Linked DNA regions of Homo sapiens: region 2 is linked to region 1. The links are chromatin loops, found by intact Hi-C in ENCODE. Cell type or tissue: heart left ventricle. All regions are shown on one strand. Each heading gives the region's core, and the rest is flanking DNA. Links, peaks and the distances in the headings are about the cores only.

The links. A loop is a pair of places that touch in the nucleus more often than their neighbours do. Peaks named below come from ENCODE experiments on the same cell type or tissue, not always from the same donor. Only the 100,000 strongest peaks of a DNase experiment are listed, where the experiment ranks them.
Region 2: it touches region 1 in a loop (2.8-fold over the local background); 1 of 110 quality-filtered maps calls a loop at or near these places.

The regions. Positions count from the first base shown.
Region 1 is chr1:41,041,959-41,050,345 of GRCh38, forward strand. SCMH1 (Scm polycomb group protein homolog 1) reads right to left here. Exons shown (of 16, transcript NM_001394311.1): 11 at 6,732-6,932; 12 at 4,449-4,640. It overlaps SLFNL1-AS1 (SLFNL1 antisense RNA 1), which reads left to right. Exons shown (of 4, transcript NR_037868.1): 4 at 1,157-1,932. Among named protein-coding and RNA genes, the nearest start is that of SLFNL1, 24 kb to the left of the region's middle. In heart left ventricle, for the core only: no CTCF peak of the experiment used is centred there; no DNase peak of the experiment used is centred there; H3K27ac peaks cover 1,403 bases.
Region 2 is chr1:40,873,563-40,881,949 of GRCh38, forward strand. No RefSeq gene overlaps it. Among named protein-coding and RNA genes, the nearest start is that of CITED4, 15 kb to the left of the region's middle. RefSeq lists enhancers at 1,761-2,960, 7,845-8,344 and a silencer at 2,909-3,080. In heart left ventricle, for the core only: no CTCF peak of the experiment used is centred there; a DNase peak (open chromatin) is centred at 4,355; H3K27ac peaks cover 1,675 bases.

The sequences.
Region 1 (8,387 bases), core at 1,409-5,408:
TAACAATCTCCTGCCTCATACTGAGCCACTGCACCCGGCCGGGCCTCTTTTACTTAGTCTTCACAAGCCACTTACTTGATCTAGCCACATGTATAGTTCTGCTCTGACATCACCTCCCCCAGGAATCCTCCCTTGACCTCTTCTTTCACCATACTCCTGGCTCATCATGCCTTGCTGGGCCAGAGTACCTCTGTGCTCTGCTTTCACCACATACATGTTCATATTGTCCCTAATACTGAAGGTAGGGACAATATCTTTGTCACCATTCTCAGTATTTTTTAGGGTGCCAGAAGGGGCTTTTTTTTTTTGAGATGGAGTTTCGCTCTGTCATCCAGGCTGGAGTGCAATGGTGCGATCTCAGCTCACTGCAACCTCCGCCTCCCAGGTTCAAGCGATTCTCCTGCCTCAGCCTCCCAAGTAGCTGGGATTACAAGCATGCACCACCACGCCCAGCTAATTTTTGTATTATTAGTAGAGACAGGGTTTCACCATGTTAGCCAGGCTGGTCTCGAACTCCCGACCTCAGGTGATCCACTTTTGGCCTCCCAAAGTGCTGGGATTACAGGCATGAGCCACTGTGCCTGGCTGGGCCTCTTTTAGTTTTCACCAGCCTCTTATTTGATCCAGCCACATGCATAGTTCTGAAGAAGAGACTCTGCTCTGACATTGCCTCCCCCAGGAATCCTCCCTTGACTTCTTCTTTTACCATACTCCTTGCTCATCATGCTTTGCTGGGCCAGAGTACCTCTGTGCTCTGCTTTCACCACATACATGTTCACATATCTCTACCTGTCTCAGCTCTTTGAGCACAGGGATGGAGTCTGTCTCACCTCTGTCTCCCTAGAGTCTAGTATAGAATCGGGCACAGAGTAAGTATTTGTAAATATTTGATGACCTAAAGTAAAACAACTGGCCTGGATTATTCAAAATGCCAATGTCACGTCGTGAAAGATAGAAAAAAAAAGGTGGATAACTGTTCTAGATAAAGGAAACTAAAGAGACAGGAGAATTAAATGCAGTGGATGATCCTTTATTGAATCCCGGATTAGGAAACAACAGCTATAAAGGACATTAGTGTGACAACTAGGGGAAATTCTAATATGAACTACATAATAGCTAATAGTATATTAATTAATTTATTATTATTATTTTTCAGACGGAGTCTCACTCTGTTGCTCAGGCTGGAGTGCAGTGGCACAATCTTGGCTCACTGCAACCTCTGCCTCCTGGGTTCAAGCAATTCTCCTGCCTCAGCCTCCCGAGTAGCTGGAATTATAGGTGCACACCACCATGCCCAGCTAATTTTTGTATTTTTGGTACAGATAGGATTTCACCATGTTGGCCCAGCTGGTCTTGAACTCCTGACCTCAAGTGATCTGCCCACCTTGGCATCACACAGTGCCGGGATTACAGGCATGAGCCACCGCACCTGGCCTAGTAGTATTTTATTAATGTTAAATTTCATTAGTTTTTTTTTTTTTTGAGACAGAGTCTCGCTCTGTCGCCCAGGCTGGAGTGCAGTGGCGCAATCGCTGCTCACTGCAAGCTCCGCCTCCCGAGTTCACGCCATTCTCCTGCCTCAGCCTCCTGAGTAGCTGGGACTACAGGTGCCTGCCACCACGCCCGGCTAATTTTTTTTTTTTTTTTTGTATTTTTAGTAGAGATGGGGTTTCACCATGTTAGCCAGGATAGTCTTGATCTCCTGATCTCACGATCCACCCGCCTCAGGCTCTCAAAGTGCTGGGATTACAGGTGTGAGCCACCGCGCCTGGCCTCATTAGTTTTTATTTATGTTAAATTTCTTAATCATAATAATACTATTATGTTCCTTATTCTTAGGAGATAAACACAAAAGTATTTAAGGATAAAATCTCTCATCTGCAGTTAACTCTCAAATGGTTCAGTAAATAAATGAAAAACATTTTAAATATACAGGTATTCAACAAGTATGTATATTTATATGTGTATATATAGTTAGGAGAAACAGACGAAGTAAATACTGCAAAAAGTGGTAAAGATAGGCAAAGAGTTCATGGTTGCTTATTGTTCTATTTTTGTAACTTTTCTGTAGGTTTGAAATTTTTAAAATAAAACATTGGAGAAAAAAGTAGTAGTCTCAACTTAGGTAGGAAAGCTTAATGGGATATGAAATCTCCCTGAGCTTTGGGTGACTACCTGCTATATCGGAAGTGCATGGTCAGTTGGGCCAGGACTCTAAGTGGTAGGGTAGTGTGGAGACAAGGATATAGGAAAGGGGGAGGGCCAGTAAGCACCCAGATAACAGAGGTGGTACCTATGTATGTCTAGCAGAAGCGTGTAGCCAGGCAGAAGGGCAGGAGTCATAAATACCAGATCCAAAGGGCAAAGCAAAAGACAGCTCTTGTACAGATCGAGCTCTTTGGCAGAGGTTTAGGTAAGTAATCAGAAAAACACAGGAAATGATAATATCAGAGGTGGGGCAAAGGGTCAGTAAGGCAGGCAAGCAGGCAGGAAGGCAGGCAGGCAAGCAGGCAGAAAGGATACACTAAGAAGCACAGAGGAATTAGAAGTTTAGGCAAGGCTCTGGCTTGTCTGGGCATAGTTAAAGGCTAATTTCAGGGAAGCAAATAGAAACTAGAGTGAGAGCAGACAAGTTGCTGAGCACCCACGATGAGAAACAGCTTAAGAGCAGAGGAGGACACAAAAAGTGGGCTCAATCTGTCTGAAAATGGGGAAGGGAGAGGTAGCAGCTAATGGCAGAATGTGATACCTTGGTCTTTGTTTCTCTTAGTTGGTGAGGCAAGAAGAGTCTGGCTAAAGTTTGCTTCCTCTTATCTAGTGGCTGAATCAGAGAGATGTAAATTGGGGCAGAATTCCCAGGAAAGGTCATGCCCCGGTCCCAAACCACTTTTGGGACTGCAGGCCCATGAGGTACATCCTTACCAGTCTCTGAATGCTGCTACCAGTATGTTTCTCTCACTTCTTAATGATGGCATTCCATTTAAGAATTCGGAGTTCCTATTTCTTTGAGAAATCTCTTTTTAAACTAGCAGCTACATTCATGGATGTGCTAACCCCCATTCATGCATCCATTCTTTCAGAATCCCAGGTAGGCCTAACTTTCACGTCTGAAATGTAGATCAGAGTTCCTGAATGCCTAACTGGAGGTATTTAAAACTTGCCTTTGTCTGGACCAGCTCTACCATGCCCAGTCCAGACTCCCAGTGCAACATTCTAACTGCAAGTCAGAATGCCTTTTTCTTTTCTCAGAGACTCTGGTACTGAAAGAAAGCAATCTAGCATGGGTTAGGTGAGGAGAAGTTCCCTCCATAGAAAAGGATCAGCCAGGGGATCATAGAAATGGCTGCAGGGATCAGATGGTCTGGCCCCCACAGAGTATTTAAAATTCAGGTATCTTTTTGACCTGCTTGCAAGTCACATAAGCAATACGGATTTGGGTACAGAAGTATCTATGAGGGAAAGGGGGAAGGAGAATGGGGGAACAGTCACTTCCCTGGGCACATTCTCTAGAAGCAGTGCTTTTATCGGAGGTGATTCTGTTAAGACTATGATGAAAAGACACCAGGGAAGGCAGTGTGGGAACAAGACTTGTTTGTGTAGAGGAAGGTCGGAAAAGACACCTTTCAGACCTGTGCCCTCCCATCAACAGACAGCACAGCACTCACACTGGCAGCACCCCTCCCTATTTCTCTGCTCAGGACACAATCTGCAGGGCTTTTTTAAGGGCCTTTCCTCCCTCTCAGTAATGACCTACCTTGCTATGTTTAAGGCTGAGCTTTTCTTCCCTCCCTTGTTCTGTGTCCTGGGTTCCAGATGAGAGACGCAGAGTTCCATTGAATCTTTAATCTCTCTCGGAAGTACTTAGTCACTGATTTGGCCACGTGGCATCTGCTTTCCCATTGTGGGTCTGGTATGTTAACTAAGAAAGTTATTTTCCAGCCGAGTTAGAAATAGCAGGAACTTGAATTGACTTGCTAGACTGGCAGTGCTGGAAGTTAGGGCCATGTGCCAAAGGAAAGAATAGATGGCCAATCACCAGGGAGCAAATTTCTCAATCTGTAGCCTGAGACTAAACCTTCCTGCTGGCAAGGGAGATGTGTGTTAGGCCTTTGCTGCCAGGTTCACACTGGGAGACGTTCTGTGACTTCTTGGTGGCTCCACATGCAGTCTGAAACTCAGAAGGGGAATTGCGAACCACCTTTTATCTAGGGATAAGGATCTAGAAGAAATAGGGGTGATCCTAGAGACAGAAAACAAAATCCTGAAGAAAAAGTAAAGATGAGAGGAGGCTGAGAAGTCTCAGATATGGCAAAGGTAAGGGACAGAAAAGCAGACCTCTAGATAGTAGGTGCCAGGCCAGTAGTTCTGAAGGCTGACCCTGGGCCCCTGCAGGTGCTGCTGCTAGCCCTGTCCCCCACTCTCAGCCCAGGCCCCATCCCAGCTCCTACCTGGTAGGTACCTGTCGTGGCTGTGGCTGTACTCTATGGCAGTGAGTGACAAGTGAGTCTGTGTAAAGGGCTGGTTGCCAAACAGATTGTCACTACGAAGGTTGTGGCAGAGTTTCTCCAGGAAGCGGAGGACGTAGGTGATGCTGTTGACTGCTGGGAGGTTGAGGGTATGCTGTTCCCGGTCAAACACGGCTGTGGAGTGAGTAAACAGGGCCAAGCATGTCAGCCTGGCAGTGGAGTACAGCGCTAGGCAGGACGAGTCCAGCCCACTGCTTGTCTCAGGCTTACCTGGTTACACAAAGGGAATCAGTGCCCCACGTTTCCTCCCTCCCTCCCTTTAACTCCCTCCCTCGAGGGCTTTGATTTTTGCCTCCAACTGTAAAGGGCTTGCAAATATGGGAGTGGCCAGGCCAGGTCTGTTGCACCCTGGGCTCTGGAATGATTTTATTCAACTTGTGAAAACAACTGTGAACATAATTCTCTCTGCTCCATCACTTGGTTGGACCTCCCCCAGGAAATCTGCTCATTTAGGGTGCTATTTTCACAAGAACTGCCCAAGAACAGAGAAGCTTGGCAGAAGAGTAGAATATAGCCATAGCCAGCAATGGTATGGGTACACAATTTCTGATCTACATAAGGGCACTAGAATTTTGGCAACATTTGGAACTGTTTCATGCTTGGTGTTAGTTTACTTCCTATCATCTTTTTCTATAAAAATGTATCAGTATAAACCTTAAAAAGCAAAGACCTGTGTATTTGTCTCTGAGGGCAGCAAGGACATGGGGATTTGGGGAGATAGGTCATTCTCAAGAACCAGTTTTGAGGCAGGAGAAGAACCCCAGAGAGGGTATAGGAGAGCAGCTAAAGAGAGGCAGTAAAGAAGGCCAGGTTCCTACAGACCATTACACAGAAACAAAGAAGAGACCAGGGAGTAGGCTGGGCCTCAGAAGGGACATAAGGCTTAATTTCCCAGGCACTTCCCAGTCTTTTTTTTTTTTTTTTTTTTTTGAGACGGAGTCTTGCTCTGTCACCCAGGCTGGGGTGCAATGGCACGATCTCAGCTCACTGCAACCTCCGCCTCCCAGGTTCAAGCAATTCTCTTGCCTCAGCCTCCCGAGTATCTGGGACTACAGGCGTGCACCACCATGCCTGGCTAATGTTTTGTATTTTTTTTTAGTAGAGACAGGGTTTTGCCATGTTGGCCAGGCTGGTCTTCAACTCCTGACCTCAGGTGATCCGCCCACCTCAGCCTCCCAAAGTGCTGGGATTACAGGTGTGAGCCACCGCACCTGGCCAATTCCTAGTCTTCTATAAAAATTCCCTGCCTGTCTGCTCCATCCTCCTCACAGCCAAGTACTCCCTAGTCTGGGTTCCCACACCACTCTGTATACATTTCCCTATTACAGCACTTCTCACAGTTAGCTATGTATATTCTTTCTTTTTCACTGGTATGGAGCCTAAGCTGTCATCTTCTATTCTCCCCTTCTCCTGACCAGTGTCTGGCAATCACCTGACACATAGTAAGGGTTCAATAAATGTTTGCTAAAATAATACAGTCTGGTTATTTATGGAGTCTTCCATGCCAGCGGGGTTTCCTGAAGCTGGTTATTACAACCTGCTAGGGAGGAGGGGCAGGGGAATATGGAATAGCATCAGTTAAGACTGAAAGGCTCTAGGTCAAGTCTTCATAGGTTTAGTGGCTAAACAGGATTTTGGATTTAGGAAAACTGAAACAGAATCAGGACACAGGAGAAAAAATGAGTATTCTGTGAGAGCAAAAAACACTGTGTCACTGAATCAAACTCTCATAGCAGTAAAGAAAAAGGAAATGACTTTTCCCAACCACCCTGGGATTTAATTCTCTTCTTCTGGGCCTGGTTTAGGACGAGGAAGCTAAGGAATCAAAGGAATGATAGAGGAGTTCAGTGGTTCCTGAAACCAGGTGGGAGGCTGCAACAGTCTGGAGAAACCCTCCTGCTGCCACAACATAGCCCCCTCTGGATTCTTTCTCCTATACTTTCTGTACGGACAGGTCAATCAGGTAGATGGGGGGAATCAGTTTAGAGGCTCACTGAAGCAGAATCTGTGGGTATTCTCCTTGGCAGAGGTATGCATAAGGCTCAGAGGGGCTCTTGGGGGGTTGGAGATGAGGAATGGAATACCTTCACATTTTTCCAGAGCCTGCAGGTATGAAGTGGGAACCAGGATGCCTTACAAGAAATCAACCAGTTGAGAAGGTGGGTCCTTCTGGCTGGGAGGCAATATGAGCCAAAGTGTGCTTACCTGAGATAACCTCACCACCATGGCCTTGCTTGAGGAAGCTGAAGACGGTTTTCTGGTGATAAGCACAGTCGATACAGGCCTGGACAGCCTGCTGCAACACCACAGAGGCACGGGCTGGTCCAAAATGGTCAGGGAGTTGCTGGACCTTCTTCTTATCTAAGTGGGGGCCTGTGCTGCCATTCTTGTTCAAGTAGATACAAACTATGGGAGACAAAGAATCAAAGAAGCTTCAAGAGTCTCTGGGATAGAGAAGTCAGAGAACAGCATCCTATTCCATCTTTTATACCTTGGCCTCTGGTTCCTAACAGAATTCCTAGCAGCTGAGCTGGTGAAATGCTGTGGGAGGTAGAGGGTGGAGGGTCAAGAAAAGGCTGTGCCCAGCTACTGCCAACCCAAACTGCATGATCAAAGTCTGTGGGAAGACTGGAAGAGTGGCCCAGACCAAAGGCCAAGACACAGAGTTTGCACTTTGTCTTCTGTGCACTGAAAAGAAAATCTAGACAATTCCCCTCTTGTACGTACTTCCATTTTTTTGTACTTGGTTGCCTCACATATTCTTTGTACCTCTTACCATATATGTGTAAGGCACTGTGGGGCAATGGCAATATTAGCAAGGGCATATGTGTGTGTGTGTGTGTGTGTATGTATGTCATTGGATTTAGAATAGTTGCACCATTGATCATTTGCCTTGCTTTCTGTTTTGGGCCTTAGGGTCCCTTTGTTATCTTCTACATCAACACTCATGCCCAAAGAATATAATAAAAATTTTAAAAAAAATTGGATTAAAAAAAAAAAAGTTGGGCTGGGCGTGGTGGCTCACGCCTGTAATCCCAGCACTTTGGGAGGCTGAGGCAGGTGGATCACGAGGTCAGGAGTTCGAGATCAGCCTGGTGAAGAGGTGAAACCCCGTCTCTATTAAAAAAAAAAAATAGCCGGGCATGGTGGTGGGCGCCTGTAATCCCAGCTACTCGGGAGGCTGAGGCAGGAGAATCGCTTGAACCTGGAAGGTGGAGCTTGCAGTGAGCCGAGATTGCGCCACTGCACGCCAGCCTGGGGGACAGAGTGAGAATTGGTCTCAAAAAAAAAAAAAAAAATTGGGTGCAGTGGCTCACATCTGTAATCACAGCACTTTGTGAGGCTGAGGCGGAAGGATCACTTAAAGCCAGGAGTTTGAGACCAGCCTGGGCAATACAGTGAGACCACATCTCTACAGAAAATTTGCTAGGTGTGGTGGCATGTGCCTGTGTTCCCAGCTACTTGGGAGGCTGAGGTGGGAGAACTGCTTGAGCCCAGGAGTTCAAGGCTGCAGTGAGCTGTAATCGCGCCACTGCACTCCAGCCTGGATGACAGAGACTCCGTCTTTAAAAAAAAAAAAAGTGAAAAGAGCTTGAGGGTCCCAAGACGGCTAAGCACTCTCCTAGCTACTGGCCTCCACCTGGCACTGCAGTGGGGAAGGGGTGCAGTGGGCACAGGAGACCGAGGCAGTCCTAACAGAGTTGTCTCTGGAGTTGTTCTCTCCTCAGGACCCACAGCAACCTGGTCAGCAATGACATTTTCTCCTCCATCTGCTTTCCAGCTTCCCATTTGAGTAGCGGGTACTATTCTTTCTTGTGTGGTTGTGGCTCACTAGCTGAAGGGGTAGAAGGGCAAAAGTCT
Region 2 (8,387 bases), core at 2,309-6,308, 170 kb before region 1:
GGGCTTTCTAAACAAACAGCACAGCTTTTGAGGGAAAGCACCATGATGTGAATGTACAGAGTGATGTTCAGGAAGTACCAGTAGCTGGGTGAGGCCGGAAAAATGGGTGCTGAGAGAGGGAGAGATCAGTCCTGAAGGGTGAAGACCCTTGAAAGTCAGGACTCAGAACATTGAAAATCATCTGTGCAGAGCTTTCTGTGTCATCTCACTGCAACAAGGAGAAATGGCAGGAGGTGTTTCTCCCATTTTACAGAAAGGAATTGATGTTCAGAGAGGCTTAGTTTGGCTAATGTTGCCTCGCTAGCAAGTGGCAAGAGTGGGACTTGAACTGGGGTCTTTTAACCTCATGCCCTACACTTGCCTGCTCAAGCAAGCGATTGTCAGCCTGCCTCTGTGGGTAGGGAGGGACAACGGAAGCATTCCAAGCGGGAAAGGGATGCTCCTTCTACGGAACTTTTGCCAGTGGAAAGTATGGAATGGATTTGAGGTGACTTGCTAGGGCATGGCAGTGAACCCATTCATTCATTCATTCATTCATTCATTTTTGGAAGCCCTGAGGCTGGAGGGCGGTGAGCTGAGCATTGACCATCAAGCAGGTAGGCACGGGTCAGATTGTTGGGGCACCAAGTCAAGAGTTTGGGTTGTGTCACGAATGGGATGGTAAGCCACTGGAGCCAGGAGGTCACCCTGCATGACCCCAAACCCTGTGACCCTGTGGAAGAGGGAGATTAGGAAAGGCAGGAGGGGCTCAACCAGCTGCAATGGAGTCACATGTAAAGGAGGCAGGGGCATTAAGTTCTAAAATCAGCAGGTAAGGCAAAAGTCATATGCAGTCCTTAAGAACTCAGTAAGGAGGCTGGGTGGTGCAGTGCCTCATGTCTATAATCCCAGCACTATGGGAGGCTGAGGTGGGTGGATCACTTGAGGTCAGGAGTTGGTGACCAGCCAGGCCAACATGGAGAAACCCCATTTCTACTAAAAATTAAAAAAAAAAAAAATAGCCAGGTGTAGTGGCATGTGCCTGTAGTCCCAGCTACTTGGGAGGCTGAGGCAGGAGAATTGCTTGAACCCAGGAGGTGGAGGCTGCAGTGAGCCAAGATCATGCCACTGGGTGACAGAGCAAGAGTCCGTCTCAAAAAAAAAAAATTCAGTAAGGAGCTTATTACATTTTTGTGAATTCAATCCTTATAGTAATAGGTATGTTTTTATATATGCTACATGGTAATATGCAGTATATGGAAAATGCATATATTTACACTATATACAAAGTGTATAATTTAATATTGCTTTTTTTTTTTTTTTTTGAGACAGGGTCTTGCTCTGTCACCCAGGCTGGAGTAATGGCACAGTCATATGCCAAGTGGAAAAATCATATGCCAATGGCACAAGTTGCAGCCTTGAACTTCTGGGCTCAAGCCATCCTCCTGCCTCAGCCTCTGGAGTACCTGGGACTACAGGCATGCGCCACCCACCACATCCAGCTTTTTTTTTTTTCCTTCCTTCCTTCTTTCCTTCCTTCCTTCCTTTCTTTTCTTTCTTTTCTTTCTTTTTCTTTTTCTTTTTTTTTGTAATAGAGATGAGGTCTTGCTATGTTGTCCAGGCTGATCTCAAATTCCCAAACTCAAGCAATTTTCCTGCCTCGGCCCTCTAATATTGCATTTAAACACATAAAAGAGAGAAAAATGAGTTGGCTTGTGCCTATAAAGTTGTTTGTGTGATTTATAATGTAAGTACACCGAGACTCCCCAGAATGGATGCTGTTGCTGCCCTGTCCAGATCCCCTTTCCCAGCTGCCATGATGTAGACTACTAACAGTCACAGCTGCCCGCTTCTTTTGAGAATTGTTCTCAGCCAAATAGAAGCTTCCCATCTCCCCCACCCTAGTCCTTGACAGTCCTGGGAAGAAACTAGTAAGGGGTATAAAAGGCTGGTCCTCTTGCCTCAATGTGAGACTGACTCTGTGGAGTAATTGGCTGGGACCTGTTCATCTTTCCTCCTTCCTTTCTCTCTCTCTCTTTTAAAAATTATTATTATTATTTTTAGATACAGGATCTCACTATATTGACCAGGCTGGTTTTGAACTCCTGACCTCAAGCAATCCTCCTGCTTCAGCCTCCCAAAGTGCTGGGATTACAGGTGTGAGCCACTGCATCTGGCCAGATGATGACCTTGACCTCTGATTGCTGCCACATAACTGGAACTCAGAGACCTTCTTGCACATCTGTGGAAAGGGGAGTTTGCTTTGAACTGCATTTCCTCACCAGCGTCACCCATTCCTTAAGAGTCAGGTTGATAAACGAGTCAATGCTGAGCCCAAACCAGGCAGGATTAATCATTTCCTCCTCCACATTGCTGCTGCTGCTGCTGCTGCATCCTGTGTCTGAGTCATTTCCTCATCTTTAATAGCTAACATGATGCCCAGTACAAAATAGGTATGGGGGAATATTTACTGAATGAATGTCATTGAATCTGACACCGTTGGATGTTGGATCCACTCAGTCCACTTGGCCACAGTTTAAGCAGCGTGAGGGTAGAGCCAAGTTTTTTTGTTTGTTTGTTTGTTTGTTTGTTTTTAGAGACACTATGCAAATAGGTAGAGCTAAGTTTTACTCTTTGGTGTGGGAAGGGCAGGATGGTGCAGTGCAAGAGCATGAGCTCTGCAGACACTCAGGAATCCTGTGCTTGAATTCCAACTCTGTGCCTCTGGGTCTTGAAATTTTAGGCAAATTATTTCTCTTGGAACCTGTTTCCTCATCTGTAAAATGGGGGTGATATCAACAAGAGTTATGTGCCAGGCAATTAGGAGGATTAAATGAGATAATGCAACTAAAATTTCCATCATTGGCCTAACACAAAGTAGGAGCTTGGTAAATATTAATTTTCTCTATTCTGGTATTCCCATAGGACCTGGAACATGGCAGACAGTCAGTAAGTGCTGGGTCACCTTCAGGCCACCCTGGACCATCCAGCTCTAGCTAAGCCATCAGCTGACTACAACTACATGAATGAACCCAGGAGATAAGAGCAGAAGAATCACCTAGCTGAGCCCAGCCAAACTGCAGCATATAGTATCATGAGCTAATAAACAATTCCTGCTTTAAGCCCTAAGCCCTAACAATTTGAAGTCCTTGTTACACAGCAAATACTGTTGCAAACAATGACGTTTTAAGAAGAGCTGGGATCGAGCTGGTATTTAGGAGCAACTGAAACCAGGACTCTCTTGTTCTGTCTCATGTCTTTCCTATTTTCTGCACGTTATCTTCCCTCTCTTTCATAGCACATTGATTTTCTTCATGGTGCAGAGAAAAAGGTTGAGTTTTATAGCTTGCATCTTCAAGATAATGGAGAAAAACTGATTCTGTTTTCTGCATCTCAGATCTAAAAATCCCTGGGAAAAGACTCATTGGCCCAGCTTAGGTCAAGCCTCCCCTTGGACCAATCAACTGGTAATGGAGTAGGGAGGGCACTCCATCACAACACACACGTTAGATGACATATGAGCAAAACTATCCCAGGCACTGTTTTAAGGCTTAACATGTGTTAACTGACTTCATCCTCATAATACAACAATCCCATCAGAGCTATTATTGTCTCTGTTTTGAAGTGAGGAAACTGAAAACAAGCCACAGAGAGGTGAAGTAACTTGCCCAAGACTACACAGCTAAAAAGAGGTGCAGCCAGGACTTACACCACAGCTATCTGACTCCAGAATCCACCCACTTAATGACCACAGTGGTCTGCCTCTCATATTGAGTTCCTGGGGGGTTCCAATAGATTGAGGGGTGGGCAGGATGGAGGCACTCCAAGGAAATATCTGGAATGCTAACTCAGAGAAGGTAAGCCTCTGGGGGCCCTTGATCTCACTGTCTTCAGGCCTCTAAATGACTCTCACTAGGCAATGGCAGTGGAAGGTTCTGGATCACCTCAGAAAACAAATCTAGGATCAGTGGGTGGACACCACTGGAAAGTGGGTTTCAATTCGATGGTAGGAATTTCTTCAGAGTCAGGGATATTAGTGCTCAAAGTCACACAACAAGCTGAACTGGGGTTTAAACTTATGCCTGAAGGAGTGCTGAGGCTTTGCTGTTAACCACTGTGCCCCATCTTCGTTTCCTTCTCAAAATGAGGAAAAGAATATTGGTGGAGGTGAGGCAGGGAGACACAGGGCCTACATCTACCCACATTTCATTAAAGGCCTGCTGTTTCCCAGCAGATGGAGGCTGCTTATGTGATCATCTCCAGTTACCCCGTGGGTTTGCCCCGCCCCCTTGGCTGGTGTGTAAATTCCCTGTGGGGAGAGTCATGTGCCCTCTTAAATGCCCAGTCTTATGCTGTCCTGGCTGGGGCCTGTGGGATGGGGGAGCTGGGAGGACGCTTCCTGTAGTTCCTCAGGTGCCTCCCAGCATGGCTTAGACTTTGGGGGCAGGGTTGGACCAGGCAGGAAGGGGCAGCTGGGGGTTTCCTCTGGGTGCGACAGCCTGGCTCTTGCTGGGCTGGAAGCCAAGCCTGGGAAGGAATTTCCCAGTCCTGTCTGAATTCTGTTTTCTCTTTTTATTTTATTTTTTTAGAGACAGAGTCTCCCTCTGTCACCCAGGCTGGAGTGCAGTGATGCGGTCATAGCTCACTATAACCTCAAACTTTTGGGCTCAAGTGACTCTCACCCCTTAGTCTCAAGAGTGGCTGGGACTACAGGAGAGTGCCCCCATGCCCTGCTAATTATTATTTTTATTTTTATATTTTTTGTAGTGACGAGGGTCTCACTTTGTTGCCCAGGCTAGACTCAAACTCCTGGCCTCAAGTGATCCCTCCACCATAGCTTCCCAAAACCCTGGGATTAGAGACAAACCTGAGCCACTGTGCCTGGCCTGAATTCTGTTTTCTTTGTGGAGGGAGGGAGAATAGTGTGAGAAGATGAATCCTGTTCCTCACCTCCCCAGCAACTAGCCTTAAGGTAGAAGAGGAGAATTGGGGTAGTCTTTATTTGGGAGGAGGAAGCAGCACTTTCTCATAAGGCATCAGGGTTTGGTGCTTCTCTGCTAGGAAAAGAATAATACTCTCACACCCCCAAAGCTAATAGGTGCCCAGGGAAGTCTTGGCTTAGTTGGGTGACCGTGCTGAGAAATAGAAATATAAATGTGGGCCAGACGCAGTGGCTCACGCTTGTAATCCTAGCACTTTCCGATGCCGAGGCAGGCGGATCTTAAGCCCAGGAGTTCGAGACCAGCCTGGACAATATAGCGAAACCCTATCTCTAGTAAAAAACCAAAACAAAACAAAAAAACAAAAATTAGCTGGGTGTGGTGGTACATGCCTGTAATCCCAGCTACTCAGGTCACTGAGGGATGAGAATCATTTGAACCTGGGAGGCGGAGGTTGCAGTGAGTCGAAAGTATACCATTGCACTCCAGCCTAGGCTGTGTCTCAGAAAGAAAGAAAGAAAGAGAGAGAGAGAGAGAGAAGGAAGGAAGGAAGAAAGAAAGAAAGAAAGAAAGGAAAGAAGGAAGGAAGGAAGGAAGGAAGAAAGAAAGAAAAAGAAAGAAAGAAAAAAGAAAAGAAGGAGGGAAAGGGAGGGAGGGAAGGAAGGAAGGAAGGAGAAAAAAATATAAATGTGAGTCATATATTAAATTGGGAATGTTCTAGTAGCCACACTTAAGAAAGTAAAGAGAAACAAGTGAAATAATTTTAATAAATTTTATTTAACCCAGTATGTCCAAAATAATATCATTGAAACCTGTAATTAATATAAAAATGATTAATGAGGGATTTCACAGTTTTTGTACTAGATCTTTGAAATTCAACGTGTATTTTTTACTTACATCACAATTTTTTTTTTTGAGATGGAGTTTCGCTCTTGTTGCCCTGGCTGGAGTGCAGTGGTGTGATCTTGGCTCACTACAACCTCCGCCTCCTGAGTTCAAGTGATTCTGCTGCCTCAGCCTCCCAAGTAGTGGGATTACCATGCCTGGCTAATTTTGTGTTTTTTAGTAGAGACGGGGTTTCACCGTGTTGGCCAGACTGGTCTCGAACTCCTGACCTCAGGTAATCTGTCCGCCTTGGCCTCCCAAAGTTCTGGAATTACAGGCATGTGTCACCGCACCCGGCCTTATACCACAGTTTTGATTAGCCACATACCAACGGCTCAGTAGCCACATGTGGCTCATGGCTATCATATTGGACAGAACCATTTCAGATCACAGATTCTGGAAATGAAGATCCAGAAATCTCAGCATTTCTGCATCCTAAGATTGCTTCTGGAAGGACTTTAAGGTCATCTGGTCAAGCCCCTCACACACAAGGAAATGACTTCTCGAGGAGACCCACTGCTCCTAGCAAAGTTGATGTCCTCACATGTGCATCCCAGTCTGGGAAACTCCCCCATTCCAGCAGCCTCCTGCCAATGGAGATGGGCTGCTCACAGCCAGCCTCAGGGCATAAAACAGGGGCAAGAGGTGAGGCAGGAAGACACTGGAAGGACGTAGAATGGACCCTACCCTGGCAGACTTCCTCTCCTCTGTCACCTTCTCCCTTTCTGGAGGGAATGTCACCGCCTGGGCACAGAGCGGGCAGGAATTCTTTTGTTAACTTCCCAAACTGGAACATAGACTCAGGCCCACCCCTTCCCTTCTGATTCTCCTTTCTCCATATTCATGGCTGCCAACAATGAGCTAGACCCTGCAAGCTACAAAGATAAGAGGCAGAGGCCCTGGGAAGGAGAAACTTTGCTCAGACTTCATGGGGGAAGGAACAGTTAATTCTGCCCGGGGACCCAGGGCAGGCCTCCCTGCTGGAGGAGGTGTCTGAACAAAAGGAGCAGTGGGGTGGGGAGGCTGGGGGTGGGGTGGGGGATGTTAGTGATGATGAGGGACAGCAGCTGAAGGGAAAGGGCATCCAGGAAGAGGGTGACAGTCCAAGAAAGGGGCAGTATGAGGGAGCTGGTCTCCTATTTTCTCAGGGGCCATGGCCACTGCTGCTCTTTCTCCTCCCAGAAGTTGCCTTGACTTCCCCTATAAGAAAGGGAAAGGAGATTCCTTTTTTTTTTTTTTTTTTTTAAAGAGACAAGGTGTCCCTTTGTTGTGCAGGCTGGTGTCAAACTCCTGGCTTCAAGAGATTCTCCTGCCTCTTCCTCCCAAATTGCTGGGACTACAGGCTTGAGCCACTGTACCTGGCCAGAGAGTCCGTTTAAGAAGAAAATCTGTCTGCTTCACCTGAGTTCCTAAAAAGACCAGCACATGGTGGATAGCCAATGAAGGCTTGTTAGTGAATAGAGGAGAGGGCAGAGAGCAGATGAAGGGTCTATTAGGCTGAGACTAGGCCAGCTGGGGCACAGAGTGCATGATAGGTGGAGGGGCAAGAAGGGGACTGGTGTGTTCTGAGCATCTGGTTTGTCTCCACATCTTCAGAATCTTATTCACTCCCCCAATAGTGAGAGGTAGGTGGTATTGCTCCCATTCTACAGAGGAGGAAAATGAGGTTCAGTGACCATCTGGGATTACGGCTCGTTCTGTCTGATTTCAAAAGCCCATCTTTCTAGGTGCTTTCTGGCATGTCCTCACCTGGTTATTGCCAAGAACTCAGCAGTGACCAAGTTCTTGGTAGGCACCCACGCCTTTGAATTCCTGGTGAAGTGGAGGGTTCCTGGAAAGGCCTTCGGAAACAGAAGGCCACTACCAGGCTTGGTGATCACCCAGCCACATTCCTCTCCACCCCCAGGTAAGGACAGGAGGCAGTTCTGAGAGGTAAAGCGGCTTGCTCACATGGGGAGTGGGTGGCTGGAGGTGGGATTGACCACCCTGCCCCTGGGCACTGACTCATGGCAGCTGCTGTGGGAAAGCCACTTCCAGCCTTGGCTTTCCCAGCCAGGCAATGGCCAGGATTGCTTTGCCGAATCTGCCTGGGCCTGGAGCCAGGGAACTGGGAAAAAGCTGAGCACAGCATATTGCCAGGGTACCTCACCCTCTCCCTGCTCCCAGTGACAACAGCTTGCATGGGGCATACCTCCCCGTGTGCAGGAGCCTTTCCAGTTTCCAGAGGGATCAGGCCAGGCCCGGGCCCTGATGCTCCTCAAATCCCCAGTACCCAGCACAGGCAGGGTGACCCACCATCCTGGTGTGCTGAGGACTGTCTTAGTTTCAGCATGTCCTGCATCTTGGGAACTCCTCAGTCCTGGGCAAACCTGGATGGTTGGTCTCCCTAGCCCTGCACCAAATTCATAGTTGGCACTGAAGAAATGTTCTAAGTAGGCCAGGTGTGGTGGCTCATGCCTGTAATCCCGGGACTTTGGGAGGCCGAGGTAGGAGGATTGCTTGAGCCCAGGAGTTTGAGATCAGCCTGGGCAACATAGGGAGACCCCATCTCTACAAAAAATAAAAAGATTAGCCAGGTACGAT